2 separate regions of the Mus musculus genome follow, and region 2 is linked to region 1. The links are chromatin loops, found by intact Hi-C in ENCODE. Cell type or tissue: gastrocnemius. All regions are shown on one strand.

The links. A loop is a pair of places that touch in the nucleus more often than their neighbours do. Peaks named below come from ENCODE experiments on the same cell type or tissue, not always from the same donor. Only the 100,000 strongest peaks of a DNase experiment are listed, where the experiment ranks them.
Region 2: a loop joins it to region 1, with 3 times the contacts of the local background. A loop is called at or near these places in 4 of 42 quality-filtered maps.

Annotation. Positions count from the first base shown.
Region 1 is chr10:84,698,181-84,703,180 of GRCm38, reverse strand. It overlaps Polr3b (polymerase (RNA) III (DNA directed) polypeptide B), which reads right to left. Exons shown (of 28, transcript NM_027423.2): 23 at 3,640-3,782. Among named protein-coding and RNA genes, the nearest start is that of Rfx4, 55 kb to the left of the region's middle. In gastrocnemius, no CTCF peak of the experiment used is centred here; a DNase peak (open chromatin) is centred at 1,897; H3K27ac peaks cover 2,820 bases.
Region 2 is chr10:84,649,894-84,654,893 of GRCm38, reverse strand. Polr3b (polymerase (RNA) III (DNA directed) polypeptide B) reads right to left here. Exons shown (of 28, transcript NM_027423.2): 11 at 2,101-2,220. Among named protein-coding and RNA genes, the nearest start is that of Gm17249, 30 kb to the right of the region's middle. In gastrocnemius, no CTCF peak of the experiment used is centred here; no DNase peak of the experiment used is centred here; H3K27ac peaks cover 294 bases.

The DNA of each region.
Region 1 (5,000 bases):
ACACACACAGCACAGAATCCTGTGATGTCAGTTTACATGAAACAGCAACACTAGATCTACTACACAGTAATGCAGTCAAAATCTGCAGGGAAACAATTTTCATGCTAGAATATCCCCAGTGGCACACAGACCAATAAAGAGGATGACAGAAGTTAGGACATGTTTATACATATGTGACCTCATAATCCCAGCACTTGGGAGGCAGAGGCAGGCGGATTTCTGAGTTTGAGGCCAACCTGGTCTACAGAGTGAGTTCCAGGACAGCCAAGGCTACACAGAGAAACCCTGTCTCACCACCCCCCCACCCCCCCAAAAAAGATTTATTTTTCATGATCCTTTCTCAATAATTTAAAGAACAACTATTGTATGAGGAAAAGAGGCTGGCAGTTGTATTTAGTACCTTTACTCCCAGCATCAGGAGACAGAGTCAGGTGGATCTCTGTGAATTTGAGGCTAGCCTGGGCTACATATTGAGCCAAGGCTATAGAATGAGACTGTCTCAAAAGTAAACAAAACCTTCAAACTCCTCCCCTCATACAACAACAACAAAAGAGGTAATTACAGTGGAATGAAATCACCGAGATGAACCCTAATCCAACATGCCTAGTATATTGATAAGACAAACACTAGGGATGTGTGTGAAGAGGGAAACACGCCATTTGAGGTGGAATGAGGTGACAGTTTGCAAGCCAAGCAGCAAGGCCTCAGAAGAACCTGTATCTGCTACCACTTGCCTTTGGGTGGCCAGCCTCAAGATAATAAGAAAATCTATTGCTGCTGTGAGCCTCTTGGATCTGTGGTCCTTGCTAAAGCAGCCTTAATATAGTCCTACAGTGCATACCCAGCCTTCTTGTGAAACAGCTGTTCAGGGCTCAAGAAATAGCACTAGGCATAAGACAGTTTCTGCCTCTGCTGGATCATGAGCACTATTTTAAAGCCACACCTCACCAGAATGTGTGCTCAGCATTAGCTGTCTTCAGTTTTTATCTCATATTTTTTGAGTCAGAGTTTCTCACTGAAGGTAGAACCCACAATTTAGTCAAACTGGTTGATGCACGCCCCAGGGATCCTCTTGTCCTTCCTCTCCCTCCTCAGTGTAGAGACTATGATGCGCACTAATACGCCTGCTTTGTTCTGTTTTTTTTTTCTTCTCCCATGAGTTTTGGGGTTCTGACCTCAGGTCCACTGTTTGTGCGGCAGGTACCTTATAAGTGGAGCTGTCTCCCAAACCAGACACTGAGCTCTAATCCTGCTGAGAAGCTCTGCTTCCGAGGGTGAATGCCACAGTCTGGAGCAGGAAGAAGGGGGCTCCAAAAGCGAGATGTGTGTCCCTAAATAGAGCACTGGTCCCGAGGAAAGATGTACAAAGTATCTGCTGATGGTATGCAAGAACAGTATAAAGCCAAATAGGTAATGCCCAGAAGAGCAAATAGAGATGAGAGGAAACTATTACTGAGAAAAACTTACATACAGAGGAGCCATCCTCTAATGACTATGTACTTTGTATTAAATGTTGTCTATGTAGCTAAATGACCCAGTATCACAACAGTCTTATGCAGGGTACTGTGGGTAGGGTGTGAGGAGAGGTGTAAGTTCCTGAACCCACCTATCCACCTAAGTGTGAATCAGTAAGTAGCATGTAAAATGAATGAGCATGTCTAAGAATACTTAGAAAGGTGATGGTATAAACGGGGCGAGATTGCTTATGGGAGACACAGGTGGAGGAGAAATGAGAACCAAGTCTCCTTTTAGTGCACGGCTCCTGTTCTATTTGCAGTGCTGTAGGCTCAGGGACTCCAGAGGGACGTCATCTACCACATAACTATCTCAGCAGCCCAATCCTCCACTTCAAACCAACCTTTCAGATCATGTGCGTGGGCCGGCGGGATGACTCAGCAGGCAGAGGTGCTGGCTGCCAAGTCTGATGACCTGAGTCTGAACTCCAGAAGGCACAGGATGGAAGGACAGGGCCCCTGAAAACTGTCCCCTGACTGCCAGAGATGTGCTTGTATATACAGACATAAACACAAATACACGGAACAAGATACTGTGTATTTATTACCTGATAAAAATCATGCTTGCATGTAAAGTTATATTCACCCAAAGGCTCTAGTTGTTCACTACTCTCTTAAAGTCTTTGTCACCTATTTTTCTGTTTGGCTGCTTCCCTTTTTGCCTCCTGGCTTTTCAATAAATCTGACAAGACTATAAGACAGGACTGTCAAGGGAGTGGGGGCTAATCAGGAGGTCTTACCTCGGATTAAAAGGCATCTGGAAAAGGAAAACTGGGAAGACAAAGTCCTCACTGAAGTAAAGGTCAGCCACCCTGGGAGGACGCCCTTCAGCTTGCAGAGCAACATGTATGTCAGAGGCCCGAAGACCAACGGGGTCTCTAAGGCCACTGTACACACAACTGAGCCAAAGGCGCTTCTGCCAGGGAGTCTGGTCCCTGCCATGTTGACAGTTTGGGAAATGCTACAACACAAAGCCTTCCTGACATTTCACTCGGAGGCCCCGGTCTAATGGCGCTTGCTGACTAGGGTTCATGTGGACAGCGGTGCTCTGTCTGTCTGTGTGTGGACTCACAGGGTGTTCCAGGTAAATCCAAAGGCAGCCCACCCATGGAGAACTGCAGGGAGCCTCAACCCTCCCCTGGTCACTCAGACACTCTTACCATGAGCTGATTCAGCATCCGCTCTAAGAAAGGCTTCACTACACGTAAGACTGGAAAGGCGTGTTTCTGTAACTTCAGTGGGACTGAACCTAGTAGATAAGCTCTGCTTGCCATGCTTATCAGTCTCCAAGTCTTCACACAGTAGCAAATGGACTTGGACTGTAGCTTAGCCGGGGTTTCTATTGCTGTGATGAACATCATGACCAAAAAGCAAGCTGGGGAGGAGAGGGTTTATTTGGCTTCTGCTTTCACATCACTGTTTGTCACTGATGGAAGTCAGGACAGGAACTCAAACAGGGCAGGAACCTGGAGGCAGGAGCTGATGCAGAGGCCACGGATGGGTACTGCTCACTGGCTTGCTCAGCCTGCTTTCTTATAGAACCAGTCCAGGGATGGCAGCATCCTCAATGGGCAGAGGGGAGCTTACATTTCAATCACTAACTGAGAAAATACTTCACTGCTGGATCTTATGGAGGCATCTCCTCAATTGAGGGCCCGTCCTGTCAGATGACTGCAGCTTGTGCTGGCATAGAACTATCCAGGACAGTAATGTGACATGTGTAGGTTCATACAGAATGGGACATTCTCTTACGGTGTGAATTCTTGTAAGGGATACCGACATTTTCCTAACATGTCAAATTCTGTTCGTCTAGATAATCAGGCAAGTGAATGAGGGTAATCAAATCTGTTAAAGAAGGGATATTTAATTCTGAGGTACCTTCTAGCGCCGAGATTCTATGACCCAACAGAACACAGAATAGTTCAAGCACGTGCCTTTCCTAAGAAGAATCACTATTCTTGTCCCATGCACTTCGAAGGGTATGGTGCTGCGATGTATAATTCTGGGCACAGAGGAAATGAAATGAGTGAATGACTGGATAACCACACCCACCGTCATGGCCTCAATCGTGAATGTTAACAGGGGAATCTGAGAAACAGCTTGCAACACTTGGAGTTCCACTCACCCTTTTGTCCATGGCGACTGCTGAATTTGTCTCCAATCTCTGGGCGCCGCGTCTGTCTCAGGAGCATCTTGATGAGGAAAGCATCCTCGGCGTTGGAAGAGATCATCACTTTCTCGATGTAGGAGTCTGTCGCACCTTTGTACCTGATGTGAAGACAAGACAGCCTCTAACTGTCCTGTGTCACGCTGTCACTGTATGGCATACGCTCTTCAATCCTACCACAAAACACTCTGATATTCTCCTCTCATGCTTTAAAAAGTTACTCATTTCCAACATTAAATCTAAATTTTACAATTTTCCTTCTACAGTCTTATACATTTATTACGAGGCAGACATAGTGTAATATTTTTATGGTTATCACTGTATTATAGACAACATTAACCGATGCTCTGAGAGACCACACAGTCACACAGAGCAGAGCTGAGTTTTGAGAGCTGATCAGATTCAGGTTGGAGCGCGTAACCACTTTTGCAACAGCCCTTCAACCTACTACATTATTGCTGTCCTCAAAACACCTTGCTTCGTAGTTTTTATACAACAGACACCATGAGGAGTCTCCCAAGAGTTGGACGGTTTGGCTCAGGTCTTACATGGAGTCAGCCACAGGCAGATGTCCTTCTGGGCACATCAGTAAAGAGCCAGAGAGTGAGGGTTAGGCTTCTCCGAGTAGGGAAGCATATCCAGGAAAGGGGCAGGCATTACTAGCCAGTACAAGGACAAGGCCACACAAGAGGGGAGACTGTGGGAAACTAGACTGGAGGGGATGGGGTATGGTAACGCAGTGCTAATAGTAAAATCAAGGGGAGGGTCTGTCTGCGGTGTCATGAGAGGTACCACATGGATGAGAGAAACACTATCCACTGGACTAGAACAGGAGATGTCACTGACTCGGGCAAATCTGCCCAACCCTGGGCTTCCTTATCTGTTTGTTCCCCTCTTCCTGGACTAGGCTGTGAGCTCCAAAGGGCACGATGGCATTGGCTGGCTCACTGCTGTCCTCTGTAACTAACATACCCCCTGGGCAGCAAAGCAACATAACACAACACAACACTCCTCAACTGGAAAGAGCACAGGCTGCCGTTGGTCACCTGCACTGTAGCTCTTTCAGTGGGATGGAGAGAGGTGGAAAGGCAGCAACAGGGGAGACCCCCAAAAGAGAGAAGCAGAAGGGGAGCTAGCTAGGAATGGACCCAGAATCTACTTTTCTTCTAAGATGACAAACATATCGGAGCACATCTTCTACTGAGGAAAAGGAAGTGATTTTGAAACAGGTGGATGTATGGAAAGACGAGACAAATGGCAGAGTGAGGTTTCTTGAAGAAAGAAAGGAACTTGCCAGCAGAAGGCAAGATGGGTCCTGA
Region 2 (5,000 bases), 48 kb after region 1:
TGACAGGCCCACGACAAAAATCCCTCTCTCTTTGGGTAAAGGCGAGTGAACACAGACCAAAAGATACAACACAGTCACACTCTGCCACTGAGGTTTGAAGCTTTTTGTTACGCAATGATAATAAATAGTTTATATTCTCAGTATTTACAAAACTCTGTTGCATTTTATTTTCCTGATCTTAATGTTGGGTAAGTTGCATTGATCATCTAACTCTTCTGGCTGTTTAATAACTGATAATGGTTGTTTTGCTTATCAATGAGAAAAATAAAGATTTTATCAATAATATTTTTAATCTTCAACAAAGCCCAGTTCACACTCCCCTTTCACATACATAAATACTAGTGGACTTAGAGGCAAAAGTAAACATAAATATTCATAGCAACCATTCCTGCTGTGCTGTGTAACTCATTTTACCCACCTCCCCTAGAAACCCAACACTAGACCTGAACTGAAATCCCTTCTGAGCACGGGGCTAATGTCATAAAGAATTATATGGGAAGCGGGATGGCTCAACTCTAATGGTTGACATGACTTGTGGACAACTAACAGCAGCTGAGACTATGCTTTGGGGGGGGGGGGGGCAGAAACACAAATGACCTGAAGTGAGCAAGCTCTAAAATGAGCACAGCGTGCTGCAACCAATGTCAACAGAACCCTGGGACCTTTTGGATCTCACCACTCCTACTGGTGAAGGCTTTCAAATCTGTGTATGTGTCACAGGCATCTGGGACTTGTGAAAATATATATGGCCAGCCTGAGGCTCACTCTGGAGCTTCTGGCTCCTGGGTCTAGGGTAGTTTCACGATTGCTAACTGGTTCCCAGGCAGCTGTCTAGGGGGTGCTCTTGAGCCTGGGTCTTGAGGAACAACAAATATCACTGCTTTACCTTGGTATTACCTTACGTTCCTTTATTGCTTCCAAAGTTTTAACTTGGATTTAAAAACAAAATCAAAAACCTGTCTTAAAATATTTGAAAACTGTTAAGCTTTTTCCTAATTCATCTATTCTTTAATGAAAGATGTATAGCCGACATTTAGAAATAGTACTTCAGTCTTTGCAAAGGAGCAAAGGAGGTGTGCCTTATGAGCCAAATTTAGCAAAGGTCTGCACAGCCAGCAGCGTCAAGGAGGCCTGTTCTGCATTACAGTATTAAGGTCAGCCAGGCTCCTACACCATCTTGGAAAACAAGAGCTCTCTGCATAGCCTGCATCCCTGAATAATCGCGAGAGACTTGGGAAGAAGTAGTCTTACTTCATTATACTAATGAAGAAACTTAAGTTCAGAGAAATTCAAGTTAGTGCAAGGAAATACAAGAGTTCAACACCTGGATCTGAACAACCACACCACAACTCCAAAGCTCTTACTGCTCCCATCTCCCACTTTTGTTGTTTTGAATTTTAAACCCTTTCAATCTTCCAAAAGAGCTTAAAATTCAGTTCAGATATAGCTTCAATAACAACTTTGTAATTCTCTGAATGAGATCACAGTCATATACCAGAAGCCATGGAGCAGTGTAGATGTATGTATTGTTTGCTCCAAGTGTTCTAAGGTTAGAAAACGGAAGCTGACTGCCATCACAGGCCAGTCCACTTCCACCGATTCCCTGAAGGCTGCAACTCTGAACTATGAATCAGCTCATCCATGACGGAACAGTGGGTAGCTCTGACTTAGCAAAAGGAGCACACACATTCAATGTGGGAAAGGCTGTGACTGGCAATGCACCATATGCCACACAGTTGATGGGTTAACAGGACACAAACAGGACCTACTTCACGGCCAGCAGACAGACGCCAGCCTTCGCTCTGTACACTCCCCAGTCAGGAAACAAAGCAAAGCATCCAGCTAACCTGGATGAACTTCCTCGTAGGTGATGGAAGCTGGACAATGGAATTCCAGGCGCCGGGGATGTTCTCAGCCAATGAGCATCTTAAAAAGGGATGCAGCCAATACTGACTGCAACCTGCTGCTGATGGGGGTTAAATTCTAGTGAGACAGTCCACTCCTCTTTAGAATACACTCCAAGCAGCATAAACCATTACACAGGAGTCTAGAAGGAATTAACGAGTCTCACAAGCACCACTCATAGCTGGCAATACTCACTGGTACGTGGGTCAGAATGGTAGAAGCCAGGAGTTCTCTTGCTTCTTCTATTTTGGTTTTCTTTGGTCCACCTCCCCACATTCTTTGTCTTCTTACTTTATTCCCTATATACTTCAATGCCTATAAAAAAACAAAGTAATGCTTGAATTAAATTACTGGAGATCACTTATCAGTGCTGACCTGCTGTTACAAGCAAAAAAAAAAAAAAAAAAAAAAAAAAAAGCAAGGACCCTGGTTACACAGATTGCTGCATTGGGAACAAAGACTCCACTTCATGAATCAATAACAAAATAATAGCACCCACTCCCTACCTTTATGCATGGTTCCCTTCTGATTTCTAAATTGTCTTGCTCCTATAAAATTGATACATAATTGTTTGTAGGGAATTGAGAAACCACATATGTGTTTGTGTGTATGTGTCTAAGCAGCCATCAACTCTTCACTCAGAATGTCACTGTGGAATGCAGAGTTTCCCCATAAAGAAACCAAACCATGTGAAGACTGCTATGACAAGAGCTACAAAGAAAAAACCTAAATAAATCCAGGATTAAGACACTGTCATAAACTAGATGGCTTAATAATGTTTAAACATGACTTACAGTTTAAAGTCTTTCTCAAATAGCCAATAAATTCATAATAGATCATTTTATTCCTAGCAGGTTTTAAAAAGCCCAAAGCTAGGTGATTCTAAAGTTTTAGGTTCTATAATTTGCATAGCTATGGAAAGGACTTGGCTAGCTGAAACAACCCAGATTTCAACTATAAGCCTACAGTAGCTGGGTACTGTTATCAGTCTTTTCATTTCAACCCTTGGGAGGCAGAGGCAGGTGGATCTCTGTGAGTTCAAGGTCAGCCAGGGCTATACAGAGACCTTGTCTCAAAAAAACCAAACCAAATAAAACCCAAATAAACAACCCCCCTCAGTGGTGAAAATGGTGTAATGATGGCATAGAGATCGACAAAGGTGAGCAAATCACAAGTCCAGAAAGAGCGTACACTGAGTGGTCAGCTGACTCTTGCCACAAGCCACAAAACAAGGAACCGTCCTCTCAAAAACCTATGGTGAGGAGACAGGGCTGGTACCAAACAGGGACAAGGAGCCTGGCCTCCAGTTCACACCAAAAGGAAGAAATGATCTGAGACAAGACTTTCGACCTGCTCAGAGGTGGTGCATGCAGATCTCTGCATGCGAGGCCAGCCTGGTCTGCAGTGAGCTCCAAAACAGCCTGGGCTCCTGAGTATTGAAAAACAAAAATGGAATACAACAAAAAAAGATTTTAGACCTAACATGGAAACTAAAACGATATGGTTTCTAGAAAGACATAGACAATATCCTAATGTAGAGTAGGCAAGTATATCCTTAAATGGGATATAGAGTAATAATTGTAAAGACAAACAGAAAAGTTTTTGATAATTTTTTTTTGAAGTTAAACAAGACTGAAAGAAAAAGAGCAGAAAAGCAATGAAGTGGGTGAGTGAAACAGGTGTAAAAGCTGGACACAGAATTTCTAGCCAGACCATTTTTATTGTTATTGTTGTTGTTGTTGTTGTTGCTGCTGCTGCTGCTGTTTTGGTCTTTTTTGGTTTTTGGAGACGGGGTTTCTCTGTGTAACTGCCCTAGCTGTCCTGGAACTCCCTCTGTAAGCCAGGCTGGCCTTAATCTCATGGAGATCCATTTGCCTCTGCCTCCAGAGTGCCTCCACCACTGCCTGGCTCAGACTTCATTTTAAAAGGTCCCTGAAATTCATTAATAAAAAGATCAACAGCTTAATGAAGGCAGTGAACAAATGAATCTTATAGACAGGATCCAGGACCAATTCACGTGTGAAAAAGTGTTCTAATAGTTTGCCATGAGAGAAATGATTAAGGCTGCAAAAAGGTAATTGTGCACCCCTGCTAGAACATCTAAAATTAAAAAGACTTAACACCAAACACTATGAGAGCAAGAAGCAACCACACTTGAACACTGCAGCCAGTACTACAAAACGGTACGGTCATCTACAGATTGGAAAAGTTTGGTAGTTTTGACTTCACACTCTGTTCTCAGGCCCAGTAATTCTACTCCTAAGTATTTACACAAAAGAAATGAAAATGTATCTACACAAAGGTTTGCTGATAGTAGCACTGTTCATAGAAGCAAAAGCAAAAAGATCCAAATGAGTATCAACACAGAAAGGGGAAGTCTGCTACTGTCATCTGAGGGGATATGATTAAGCAGTAAAGGGACAAAGTCCACAGGTAGACAACACGAAAAGGCCAGCAAACCACAAATAATAACCATTGGGAGAGTTCCACACAGTATGCTCAGCCAGACACACGTATACAACCTGACTCTACATAACGTTCTGGAACAAGATAAGGTAAAGCCATCGTAATGCCAGGAGGGGTCAGAGGGTGGAGGTGGGGGTCAGAGGGTGGAGGGGAACACAGAAGAGACTCATGGGATGGTAATGGAGGTACTGTACACTTTGTAAAATTACAGTTACATGCCTAGATAGAAGCAGATCTGGTGGGAAGCACTTCCTGGTGACTTCTTAGAAAGCAACAACAAAAACTGACGGAAGCAAGCCTGGTACAGAGGCAGCATGGTGCTCTCTCAACAGACATGTCCTCATAAAACTTCTCCCCTTGGGAAAGGGCACACGAGTCCTCACTTCCTTGAGGAAAAAATGAGAGAGACACAAAGGAGAGGGGAATCCCTTCTGATGTAGCTTTTTTTGGTTTGTCAAGCCAGGGTTTCTCTGTGTAGCCCAGGCTGTCCTGGAACTCAGTCTGTAGACCAAGCTAGCGTTGAACTCAGAGATCCGCCTACGTCTACCTCCCAAGTGCTGGGATTAAAGGTGTGTGCCACCACTGCCTGGCCTGATGTAGCTTACATGCCATCCCTTTCCTGGGTACCC